Linked DNA regions of Mus musculus: region 2 is linked to region 1. A link is a contact called in ENCODE Hi-C or POLR2A ChIA-PET data. All regions are on one chromosome and are shown on one strand. The core of a region is the stretch at or near the end of the contact, and the rest is flanking DNA. Distances in the headings are between cores, read along the strand shown. Region 1 overlaps Rassf5 (Ras association (RalGDS/AF-6) domain family member 5). Region 2 holds the start of Rassf5 (Ras association (RalGDS/AF-6) domain family member 5).

The links. Hi-C counts contacts between places; a loop is a spot of excess contacts on that map. ChIA-PET counts read pairs that join two places held with the same protein, here RNA polymerase II (POLR2A).
Region 2: a map of left cerebral cortex shows a loop between it and region 1 (2.9-fold over the local background). The contact joins the promoter of Rassf5 here to the enhancer-like site in region 1. A Hi-C loop is called at or near these places in 10 of 37 maps with a recorded cell type or tissue (T-helper 1 cell, T-helper 17 cell, T-helper 2 cell and 4 more). POLR2A ChIA-PET finds 5 or more read pairs at or near these places in 2 of 5 experiments (Patski and embryonic stem cell).

The regions. Positions count from the first base shown.
Region 1 is chr1:131,205,958-131,212,402 of GRCm38, reverse strand. It overlaps Rassf5 (Ras association (RalGDS/AF-6) domain family member 5), which reads left to right. Exons shown (of 6, transcript NM_018750.4): 2 at 25-146. Among named protein-coding and RNA genes, the nearest start is that of Gm28913, 36 kb to the left of the region's middle. Within about 2 kb of position 2,316, at least 1 of the 3 ENCODE cell types and tissues checked has a DNase peak (open chromatin) inside an H3K27ac peak, as active enhancers do; it is left cerebral cortex, where a contact is called at or near this core.
Region 2 is chr1:131,242,522-131,248,966 of GRCm38, reverse strand. It overlaps Rassf5 (Ras association (RalGDS/AF-6) domain family member 5), which reads left to right and starts at 3,789. Exons shown (of 6, transcript NM_018750.4): 1 at 3,789-4,278. The coding sequence starts at 3,837. Gm28913 (a long non-coding RNA gene) reads right to left here and starts at 3,877. Exons shown (of 3, transcript XR_878525.3): 1 at 3,601-3,877.

The DNA.
Region 1 (6,445 bases), core at 1,067-3,566:
TCCCTTTTATCTCTCTCCCTCTAGATTGTAAATTCACCTGCCACTCGGAGTGCCGCAGCCTGATCCAGCTGGACTGCAGACAGAAGGGGGGCCCTGCCCTGGATAGACGCTCTCCAGAAAGCACCCTCACCCCAACCTTGAACCAGGTAAGCAGGGGAGCCCGCAGGCCAGGCTGGAGAGCAGCCCCTGTAGGTGGCACAAGTCCATATAGACAAGCTGTTCTCTGGCCACACGGAGCCTCAGACACACCCTACCACAGGGGTCTGGGAAGTGACAGGCCTGCCCTGGAGATTTCTCCATGAAGTCTATTTGTCCCTGGGTTCTGATTCAGGTATAGGTGCAGATGGGAGCAGAGTGGCTCCTAGAGAACTTTCTAGAAGACCTGAAGCTCCACACATCAGCTTGCCTTTAGATCATAGTTCCTTCCAGACTTCTCAGACCAACCTTCAAAGGGGCTGGGCATTTCTCTGCGGAAGCAATGGGAGTATGGTGTCCTCAGTGGCTCATGATTCTGAGGTTTACAAAGCACACAAATGGCCATGCATCTGAACTGTAATGTTTAGGGATTGGGCTGTGGAGGACAGAGTGTATTGATTGTTGTGTTAAACATTCATCAAGTATCTGTTATGTATCAAGTGCTGTTGAGGATATGCAAAATAAGTGATAACTTCAGAATGGTCCACAGAGAGCTTCCATGCTGGCTGGGGAATTGTAACACAGCTGACTGGTAGATACCAGGACATGTGTGCAATAAGTATTAGCCAAGTATTTTGGGGTACACTGTGTAATTGTTTCTGCTAACATTTTAAAAAGATCACGGAAGGCTTCCCGAAGGAGGTGACATTTGATGTGAGCCTTGTCCTTCAGGGTGAGGGCTTGCTGGTCAGGGAAGTTAAGTGTAAATAGGATATTACTCACTTATTGATTTAGCAAGGTTTTAAGTGTCCACTATGGGGGGCTTAGTGATACACTTAAGAAAAATGGCTCGTTCCTGTCTTATGCTTACAGCAAGGTGAGAAAGGAGCAAGCTCTGACTGTGAGGGGGAAATGCACAGGCATTACGGACGACTCACGAGCAGTCTCAAGTCCCCACAGCCTTCAGGCACGTGCTCTGTGGTGTCCAAATGCCTGGCCCTCCCGCGGACATTCCCAGGTCCCCGCTGTCTCTGTGCCTGCTCCCATGGAACAACTGTGATATGTGTTTACAAGGGATTATATCGAACTGTCCTAAGATGTACATTGAAAGCTTCAGTGCCCCCTCTCCAGTCTGTGGGGTCATGGCGACTCTAGCAGAGTTTGCAGCCAGGCCTCTGGGAGCAGCCTGGCCTACACACAAGACCTGAGATGCACTGATGAGCAATGCAGATTTCTGTCTTGCATTCTGTCTTATTTTGCTTTGCTTTGCTTTTTTTTTTTCTGCTGCTGGCAATGGAACCTGAAGCTTGCTGGGCCGGTGCTTTGACTGAGCTCCCCCTCAGCAGCCTGTTAATGAACATTCCCTTATAAGACAGAGAGCGAATAGCACAGCATCCCTATAAGGGTTTTGTTTTTGTTTGTTTGTTTCTGGTTTTTCCTTCTTGTTTTTGGAAACAGGGTTTCTTTGCATACCCTTGGCTGTTCTGGAATTCAATGTATAGAACACACTGGCCTTGCTGGCCTCCAACTCAGAGACTCACCTGCCTCTGCCTCCTGAGTGCTGGGATTAATGGTATGTGCCACCACTGCCCAGCCCCTAAAGTATATTTAAACAACTGCTTTCTCCAGTTTCTCTTTCTCTTCGGGTTACTGTCAAGTCTCTTCTTTCTGCTCCCAACCTTCCCTATCTTGGTTCCCTGGATCTGCTTCTTGGGGTCTCTCATACTCTATCTAGGACAGGCTGCAGAAGGAAGTGATTTGCCCCCTCCCCTGAGACGTCTGGCCCTGTCTGGAGATGGTTTGGTTTGTCAGCTGGGACCTAGTACATAGAGGCCAATGGTTCTGCTAAGTGATCTACATGTTGCAATATAAGCCACAGAAAGGCAGAATGGCAGCAACTGGCCCCAAATGTCAGCTGTGCCGAGGTGGAAAAGCCTCTGTAGGCTGTGGGCCAACTCCCAGGGCTATGGACAGAAGGCAGGGAAGGGCATGGTTTTATTGCACACACACACACACACACACACACACACACACACACACACACACACACACACACACACACGGTCTCTTTCTTAGAACGATGGCCAGGAGGGGCGCTTTCCAGCAGTTCCGGCCTCCTTGGAAGAAAAGGCATCCCAGAGCCCTCTGGCTGAGTCATGGCTGTCTATCACAGAAGCAGCTCTGCAGCATTACAGAGATGTAAGAAACCCACACGGTGCCAGTCCCCAGCAGCAACAGCTCCTGTGGGCCCAGGTTGCTGGGCGCTGCGGCATGAGCCTTGGACAGGCTTGGCCCTGGCCTTCAGTAGAGTGCCCCGCCAGGCTCTGTGGGGAAAGCCAGGCCCTGATCCGGGTTCTTTGCTTCTTCTAAGAAACCCGTTCATGCTGATTTCCGCCTTGGCTTGGATTCGGATATATGAGAATGGCAGGTACTTTCTCCTATCTGGTTGGTGTTCTGCCTGGCTGAACTAACTCACCTCTTGCCATCTTCCTGAAGATTTATCGAGGCAGAGGCCTAGGCCTGAGCTCAGCAGGTGAGGGCCCAATCCAGGGGATCTATTGTGAGGTCTCAATCCGGTGGCATTTCTCCTTTTCGCTACTTAAGGGAAAGAAGATCATAGATTTTTTTTCATCAGCTGGAAAGAAGCAGTCTTACATGAATTTTCATGTATCCCACTGTATAAGCATTTACGTGTGTGTGTGTGTGCATGTGTGTGTGTGTGTGTGTGTGTGTGTGTGTGTGTGTTACTGAGAATTGAAGCCGGAGTCTTGTGCACTCACAAGAGGCATTCACGATCCACTACTGAACTGCAACTCCCAGCCCTTCAGACATTTTTCAAAATATGACTGAGATCATTCTACAGATAGTATTTGGCCTTCACCTTTTAAAAGCAATAATGGCAGATTTCTGACTATCTCAGCAGAGGAAGGAAGAAGGGAAGGCAGATGTGGGAGGGCAGGATGGCTTAGAGCCTCATCTCTAGACTGCAGACTCCTGAGGCCTTGTGGTCCCTGCACCTCCTTGGGAAAGCATGAGAGCTGCCTGCTTTTGCAAGCCAAAAGATGAATGGTTTTACAAGTCTTTCCTCTGGAATCCTCAAAGCTCCATGCCTTTCCCCCAGGCACCTTTAGTGTGATCAGACACATCTCCTGCAGGCCTTAAAAGTGCTCTTACTATGTAACCCCAGTGATGAGAGCCCCAGTAGCACCCCAGTGCACCCACAGTGAAGCAGCCTAGCCCCTCCGTGACAGCGACTCAAGAGAAGATGCTGCGCTTGGCTGCACTTTGATTCTCATTTAGCGTGCTCTCCCGATCCAGACAGCTCTGGCCCTCTGGCTGTTGACACACTTTTCTTAGAAATGGAATACATAGATTGTAAGAGACAAATCGAATCCCCTCCCCCCCCCCCACCACCACCCTGTTACTCAAACCCTATTTCCCATTTCTTCTACCCAGTAGACTCCTGAGCATCCTTCTGGAGAGACCATCTCCTCCAGCAGCAGTTCCCGGGCCACAGGCACTCTCTTGGCATAATCCTGCTTGGGGCCTTATAGCCCTGGCCTTGCTGCACATGACTTGTTTATTTCAGTACTCTGTGCATACGAGCGTTTTTTAAAAATTTATTTCTATTGACTTGTTTGTGTGTGTGTGTGTATGCTGTATATGTGCACATGTGTGTGTGGGTGCATATGTGTGTGCTGTATGTGTGCACATGTGTGTGCAGGTACATATGTATGTGCAGTATACATGCATGTATGTGGGTGGGTACATATGTGTGTGCACATGTGTGTGCAGGTACATATGTGCATATGTGGAAGCCAGAGATCGACTCTGGGCATTGTTCTCTGAGACAGTCTCCCTGGAGCTGGGGCTCACTGATTAAGCGAAGCTAGCTGGCCAGTGAGCTCCAAGAGCCACATCTGCAGCGCTGTGATCACAAGCATGTGCTACTATGCCCAGCTTTGTACATGTGTTTTGGGGATCAAACCTTTGGAGTGGGTAAAAGTCCACTCATCGATCTGACAACCCAAACTAGATATGGTCAGATGTCCTAAGGCAAGGGGGAAATTACTTCCTTCTGTGACCGGCTGTTCTAGAGGAAAGTATAGAGACTCCAAGCAGTAGATCCAAGGTCAAAGCCACAGCTCAGGTCCTTAGGTTTGTGTGGCAAGCAGCATCTGTGGGTGCATAAAGACCATGTCTCTCTGCAAGCACACACATTCATTCGACTAACCATAGAGGTCTAAGCCATTGTGCCACTGTGTAGGTGACCCTGTTCCATTTCACCCAATGGACAAATGACTTCCAGATCTCCAGAGTGGATCGACCTGGCTGGTGGCCCTTCAACCCAGGAGGTCTGTTTCCTTTCTGCCTACATTCCCACCCCCCAAACATCACACACCCCTCAAACAGACACACCCCTCCTCCCTGCTGTTCCTTAACGGAGCCCGCTACAGCTGAGAACTGACTCAGTTGGCAGGAGTTCAAATCTCCTGACTCCTAACCTGGAACTGCCTCCCACAGCACACTGTCTCCACTCCAGGCCCTGCTTTCCCAGGTCCTTCAGAAGAGGAGGGGCTGCCGTCTGTGAGCCCAGGACCACCACACGGGGGAGCCAGAGAAGAGGAAGAAAGGAGTCGCAAAGGACAAAAGTCTTTTTGTTTTTAATTTTTCATGCAGTGTATTTTGATTATATTCTTTACCCTTCTCCAAGCTTAATGGCTCTCTTCTTTGTCACAGAGATTCTTGGTGGATTTAATATATATATATATATATATATATATTTGTGTGTGTGTATGTGTGTGTGTATATATATATACACACACACATATATATATATATATATACACATACACACACACATACACACATACAGCCTGGAAATTCAAGTCCTGAAATTACCTGCTGTGACACTTTACCTGGATATACTCCTGTGTTTTGAAACTCTATCATTGGATACATGCAGTTTTAAGATTATTATGTCCTTATAATTGGCCCCTTTATCGATGTGAAGTAGCTGTCTTTATTCTTGGTAGCATTCTATGAATTGAAATACTTTCTTATAAAGTTACTGAACTTTTTTTTTTTGAGATGCTGGGAATTAAACTTGGGGCCTCACACATAGCAGGCAAGTGCGCTACCACTGAGCTAATATTCCCAGCATTGCGTTCTTTGAATTACTGTAAGCTTAGTATTTCTTTTTTCTTTATGTTTATAATATTTTAATCTATTTACTTTACATCTTGATTGCTGTCCCTGCCTCCCAGTCCCCCCTTACATAATCCCTTCCCCTTCCCCCCTCTTCTCCTCTGAGGGGGTGGAGCTCTGCCCCCCCCCCCCGTATGGCTATTTGCTTTTTGTGCTTGCATGCGTGCAAGCATGTGCATGTGGTGTTTGGGGTGGGGGGAACAAAAGCAGTGTCTGGATCCATACCATGTATACATGTAGAGGCCAGAGAGGGTGTTAGGTGGCTTTCTCTATCACTCTCTACCTAGTTAGTGAGAGACAGAGTCTCTCACTGAACCTGAAGCCAGCCATGTGTGCTGGGTGGCTGGCCAGGGAGTTCTTGGCTTCTGCAGGTCTCTGCCCTTTAATGCTGGAGTTCCAGGCATGCACAGTCATGTTTAAGTTCATGTTGGAGATTCAGACTTAGTCCCTCATGCTCGCAGGGGAGTGTTCTTACCCACTGAGCTATCTCCTCAACATTACAGTGTCTTCCTACAGCCGTGTGTTGTTAGCCATAGGGATGTGTTCTGAGAAACGGGATTTGTCAGTCTGTAAAGGTCATGTGTTGACACAAACTTTGGCATAGCTTGTTACACTCTTGGCTTGTGTCGAGTGTATGCAGATACATGCCTTCAGCCTCCCATGTCTGAAAAGGTCCTTGTTTCGTCTTTGGATTTGAGTTGAAAATTATAAACTGAAAGGCTTTTTCTTTTGTTACTTTAGTGTAAATTCATTTGATACACCAATGTCACTATTATCTCTCTTGTGGTTCTCACCTCAAACTGTTCTCTGTCTCGGGTCATCTGTATGTGGCACAGTCTCCTTCCCAGGCTGTGTCTACATCTCCCTCCCTGCCCCCCCCCTCTGGTTTTTAAGACAGGGTTTCTCTGTATAACCCTGGCTGATCTGGAACTAGACCAGGCTGACCTTGAACTCAAAGATCCTCCTGCTTCTGCCTCCTGAGTGCTGGAATTAAACGTGTGCGCCACCACCTGGCCCGCTCTTTGCTGTGGCTTTTGACTATTTGAGTATCATGTGCTTTGCTGGTGGATGTTTCTTTTGCTTGGGGTTCATTCGCTTTGTT
Region 2 (6,445 bases), core at 2,540-5,039, 35 kb before region 1:
TCTTCTCCGACTCTGAGCTCACAGTGAGGAGTTGCTGCCGGCTCTCCCTGTGTAGGATGGTCTGTGACCTGTGAATGGAAGCGACCAAGATTTTTAAGCTCCAGTGAGGATCAGCAGGGATTTCTCCATTTCCTCCTGGCACAGTGACTGGCCGTATTAGATATGGTGTCTGGGATCTGCAGGAGTCCTGAGAGACTCTTGCGAGTGCTTGTCGTCCTGTACATGGGGCATAAGTGAGAAAGAGGTCTCTGTTGTCTGATGCACTGAGATATGGGGCTGCATTTGCAACATCACTTATCCTGACTGACATAGTAATCCTATGTGTGACTACCAATATCCCCAGAGCTTCCGAAAACCTTCAGAGACTTTAAGCAGCTTCAAATGCTTCAGAGTCAGATAAAAGCAAAGCTTGCTTTCCCCCTTGGAAAATCAGGCTATGTCTGTCTTCTCCTTCTCTTTCTTGCTAGGGGCTGGGGTTGGGGGAGAGGTTAGGGGAGAGGTTGGGGGACAGTCTTGAAATAACTCACCCAACAGGGGAAATAACATGTTATCGGACCACCTCTGAAGCAGCCTTGACCATACTCCTTCCCCTTGGTCACAAATAAAAGCAACATGTCCTCTCTCCTGGAATGAGTCACAGCTGGGAAAAGTGACCCACCCCACACTGAGCCAAGATGATCTGCTAAGGAGCAAAGCAAAACAAGCAAAACAAAACCTCCCAGTAGATGTTCCAGCAGATGTGGTGAGACCTCGAAGCCTGGTGACCAAGGACAAAGTCAAAGATGCCGCTGGCCCGGCACCCATCACCCCAGGTGATGTCTCTCTACCTGAACTACAGGGGTTTGAGTGATTTGGTGATTTTTTTCCCCACTTCTTCCCTGGAGGAGGAGTGTGTGTGTGTGTGTGTGTGTGTGTGTGTGTGTGTGTGTGTATTGGAAGGAGAAGGAGATGTTCTATCATGGGACATGGGAGGGGACTGGATTGGAAAAGATTAAAGAGGTGAGTCCCATACCTATTGAGGTTGGGGGATAGTTACTCCCCCACCCTGAACTTTTTTTTTTGTCTCAGAGAGATGGATCTTAAGATAAAGTTGAGAAAGTTTTGGGTGGGTCACATGACATGGCATTATACTATCTCCATCCACATCATCTGTGTTCATCCCAGGAGCTCTGGCTCCATGTCATTTCCCCATCAGCTCTGGAAGCAGCCATCACTGCTCCATCAAATCAGAGCCACAGGAAAACCAAACCAGAGTGTCTTCTATGTAGCCCCATGCTGGGGATGCTGCACACCTAACTGTCCCAGCCAGCCTCAGTCTATGACAGTTGACACTGGTGTCCTCACAGGAGCCTTCTCAGCCAGGGAATCGAAGTCAGCCACAAACGACAGACCCTTGGAATGCTTGGGCGAGGGAAGGACAGAGATGATGGCTGTTGGCTATTATTCATAAATAGTGTCTCAGAACTGGCCTCCCAGGGCTGTGTGTTACCAGAATCCTGTTACTTACACACCAAACCATCACCCCACACTCAAGCTGGTCTCTGTCCCCGGTCGTACCCAAAAGATGGCACCCCTGAGAGGTACAAGTTTCCAACCTTGTGAAGATGAATAGACACAGGGTAGAAACAAAGCAAACTTTTACATGCAATACAGGTTTCTGCAAGAAGCCAGAGAGCTGCTTGCAGATACCCTAGAGAGGAGGAGGAAAAGAGTATAAAGCCAGGCTGCACTTCCCCCATCACACTTTGGGAGAAAGTGCCAAGGAAGAGTTCCTGCTGGGCTCTCTCAGTTACAAGGAACCCAGCTCTGGAACAGGCAGGTCCTTTCCCTCCACTCTGCTATGGCTCTAGAGCAATAGTTCTCACAGTGGACCATCAGCACAAATGCTACTATGGGAACATGCTAGAAATACAAGTCTAGCATCCTAGCCCAGACTTACTGACACAGGAACTTGCCAGCAAGCTGTGATTTTAAAAGCCCTCTAGGGTTGGCTGGCCTCCAAAGCTTGGAGCACGGATGTAAAGAGAGCAAGAGGAAGGGTGGAGGGGCAGAGTGGTGGCCTCTGTGCCCACCGCCTTATCATAACTTTATCAGTTTGGAGTCCTTCTTTCCACTCCCCAGAAACCAGTGAATAAAACGAGGCCCAGAGACCAGGAACTTTTCCTCTGCCACCCACTTGAAAGGAGCAGGATTCTGATTACCACCACTTGGGGGAGGGGTGCGGGGGTGGGGGTGGGGAGAGAGGCTGTGGAGCAGGGAAGGCTGGGGATTCCCTGGTCACTGGACTTTTAGCCATTGCCTAAATTTACCTTCGAGAGGAAAAGTGAAAGTGAGGATTCCCCAGCCAGACACTAGGGGGAGACCCATCACTAGCCGGGAAAGAACCCTGGAGATTAAAATGTAGGCGAATTTATAGACAATTCCAGGTCTGGTTTCAGAATCCCCACACATTCTATACATACATTATTGCTCCCAATACTCTAACCTGAGGGTTCTCATCCCTTTTATAAGGTAGCTTGTGTGCAGAGAGAACCTATGCATTTTAACCCCGCCTATATTAAACACCGGTACTGTGAAAGTGTATATGAATCATTGCTATCCAGTATTATTTAATAAGTAAGGAGAAAGAGTGTGTACATGTTCACTATAGACATGCCCCTCCCCCAATATTTCTACCAGTGGTTTGTTGAGACCCAAAATACAGAATTTTTGAATTTGGTGCAGTGACTCTATTCCCATAGTTGCTTGCTGGTGGCTGCCACTAAATCAATCAAACCTGTAATTTAAGGGGGGCAGGGGGAGGCGGGAATGTGAGCTAGGCCTAAGTCAGAACCGCAGAACTGGAAAGAGCAAAGGCGCCTGCAGCTACAAAACCAGCCTGTAGAGGGCCCAGGACCCTTGCTAGCCTACGACCGACCGACCGGGCACAGGTTCGAAAATCCACAGTCCCACCTGTTCTCTATCCCTTGAGACGGCACTGTGGACAGGCCCACTAGTTATTACCATTACATAATTTTCAAGACCCAGTGCAAAAAGAATAGGCCGGGTTAAGAATTAGGATTTTCAAGATGGTGGCGACATAACCTTAAGCCAGACAGGAACCTATGGCGCACCCCTTGGTGCTGGTAGGATGCGGACTTCTCCACCCTGCGCCCCTGCTCAGGTGGACCTTCCATACCAAAGGAGGTGTGTAAGGGATTGGCATTCATTTCCGCAGTGATTACTCCAGCAACTAAGGGGGGAGGGGCGTAATTCGGGAGGAAAGTTCCTGTCCACCCATGGGGCACAGAGAGGTCTCTCATGATCACCGGATCACCAAGGATCACCAGTCACTCTAATCCCAGTCTTCGGGGAGGGGCAGTCTATGTAGCAGAGGTGAGAAGGGAGAGAGCTGATGTAGCCAGCTTCCCACGGGCAGCTCGGAGAATCCGCGGGCCGCCTTACTGACAGCGGCGGGCTAGCTCCTGTCCCGGGGCCACACCAGGTTGCCAAAGCCCTGCCTTCCCACCTGCTCCCCGCCCCGCCGGTGTTAGGGCGCCCTGGGAGACGCCCAGAGGGGACGGGGCAGAGCTGAAGACAGGCGCAGGAGCCGGCGCCTACCGAGCTCGCGAAGCCTCTCGGGTGCTCGGACCTTCACCACCGCCTAGTCGCCGAGTCACTCCTAAATCCACGCGGCTCCGACCCGCAGTCACGCGTGTTGCCCTTCCGGCCTCTCGGTGGGCTCCGCCCCGCCCCGCCCCGCCCGCGGGCTGCGGGCCCTTTAAAAGCGCGCTCGACCGGAGCCGCCCCTTCTGTTGGCCAGGCTCGGTAGCTGCCGCCGCCTGCGGGCCTTGGCCATGGCTTCCCCGGCCATCGGGCAACGTCCCTACCCGCTGCTCCTAGATCCCGAGCCGCCGCGGTATCTGCAGAGTCTGGGTGGCACCGAGCCGCCACCTCCCGCCCGGCCGCGCCGCTGCATCCCCACGGCCCTGATCCCCGCGGCCGGGGCGTCAGAGGATCGCGGTGGCAGGAGGAGTGGCCGGAGGGACCCCGAACCCACGCCCCGAGACTGCCGACACGCTCGCCCTGTCCGGCCCGGTCTGCAGCCGAGACTGCGGCTGCGACCTGGGTCACACCGACCCCGCGACGTGAGGAGCATCTTCGAGCAGCCGCAGGATCCCCGCGTCTTGGCCGAGAGAGGCGAGGGGCACCGTTTCGTGGAACTGGCGCTGCGGGGCGGTCCGGGCTGGTGTGACCTGTGCGGACGAGAGGTGCTGCGGCAGGCGCTGCGCTGCGCTAGTGAGTGAGGGCGGGGAAGGTGCGCGAGGTGAAGGGCTCTGAGCCCGGGAGAGGAGGCCATTGCCTTTTGTGGCCAGTCCGAACTTTTAGGCAGGTTACCTTTGGAGACAGCTGCTGTCACTGCCTGGCATCCTTTAATGGCTGCCCACTGACCAGAGGTAGTTGTATGTGTACAGTTACGTATCCTCAGACGGGTTTGAGCCTTCTCCCCCGTGCGCGTAAACAAGCTTGTTTGTAGGTTGGGACTGATGGCTCTCCACAAGGTCATTGTGTCTTACGCACACCCTCTTCTTCCTTTAGTTGTGAGTTTTAAAAATGAGGTAGTGATATTGACAACGAAGTGAGTATTTGACACTTATTAGGGTTAATGGGGAGATGACTCGGTGGTCACCTCAGGTTCTCTCAGGCTCTTCCTCCTAGGGAGCTGTTGGCATGGGAAGCCTGGTTAGGCTTTGAATGGAAGCAGGCTGTGAGGCTGAAAGATGCCAAGGTCACCTGCACCTGAGGCCTCCTCAGCCCTCCACACCTGGCTCAACGCTCTATACTCTGCTCCAGTGTGTGACTGTGCCTCGTGGCCTCCTCTTCCTCCTCCTGTCCCCCTGCACCCGCCTTCCAGCCCTAAAATCACTAAGCTCCCCGCCAGTTCCTTCCTTCCACAAGGCATCCCCACTGGCCTGCTGGCTTCTCCCAATCTTACTGTAACACTGGGCACCAGTATAGAGAGTTTCTGAGCAAGTCTGCGCTCTTTTTAGGGCTTATCATTACCTCTCGCCAATGGTGAGTCTGTATCCCTGTATAAGTCTCCTCCCCACCAACCCAGGGATCTGCTGTTGCCAGAGGATACTCATACCCGTGTGTTTACGTAGCTCCTTTGAACATATGAAGCACGCAGTGCAATGACAGCTTCCGGCAATCATCTGTGGACATGGATTACAGTCACATCTTTTGGTAAAGGGCCATCCTCTGTTGCCTCCTTCAGACTGCAACACTGGACAGCAGCAGCTAGCACTACTACCCTCACTCTAGCCCATAACAGCTCCCCCTCAGCCGCTCCAGAATATGTGAAAGGAAAAAGGGGGACTATTCTTCCTACCATGAGCATCCCCCATACAGGTGCCTGTTAAGGAGAAGGCTGGGCATGTAGAGTCCTGTGCACGGGCTGCTGTTCCTTGTAAATGCTGCTGACCTGCAGACGAATCCAGTGCAACTTACCTCTGGGCCCGCTGCTAGCTTTATCTCCCTCCGTGTTCCTGAGTGCTTTGCAGTACCCACTAGCCCTGGACACAGAGGATGAGGCAGTGGATTCACTGTTATGGATCTACTAAGGCTCAAATTCCAGAAGCTGCACTGTCTGTGAGAATATGCTTGTTGCAATTCCCGCTTGTTTAGACTTTGAGGGACTGTCAGCTTTACTCTGAGTTTGTGATATTCTTCTGGTTAGCAATGATGCTGTGTTGGCAGGATTCTGTGGGTATCTGTGCAGTACTCCATGACGAAATGAGCATCCTCATACCACATGAGAGTTGTTTATTTCCCTTGCTCCGTCCCTAAATAGTTTCCAGCACTTGGGAAATAGTGTCCTCCCTGCCGTTTCCTTCCACAAGGCATCCCCACTGGCCTGCGACTTGCTGAGGTCCTTTCACTTTCTTGGGTTCCTGTGGCCCCTGAGTAGTCGATTTCCTACCAGCCAGAGATGCCTGAACACCAAAGAGGCAGCAGAACTGAAGTCAGGAAGGCCACAGAAAGGAATCTCTGTTTGTTTGGTTTTTTTTAATATTTAACTAACCGTGAGTGTTCGGCTGACCAAGAGAAAGTTGAGACAGTTTTGGTGTGCAGGACAGACTCACCAGACATCTGGTGCTAAGCTGAGGTCTGGCTCTCTGAGAGGGTTTATTTGTTTTATTTTCATTTTTGAAAAGCATGGGTCAGAAAAGGATGTTTTAAAAGGTAATCCTGGAGCTGGGAAGAGGGGGGCAACTCAGTTGGCAAAGCAAGCATGAGGACCTGAACTGGATCCTTAGAACCCACATTTAAAATAAATAAATAAATAAAAGCAGGCATGGTAGCACATGCTTGTAACCTCAGTGCTGGACGGTGAGTGGAGACCGGCAGAGTCCTGTCTGGCCCTCACTGGCCAACCCTAGCTACTCGTACACATAGACACAGG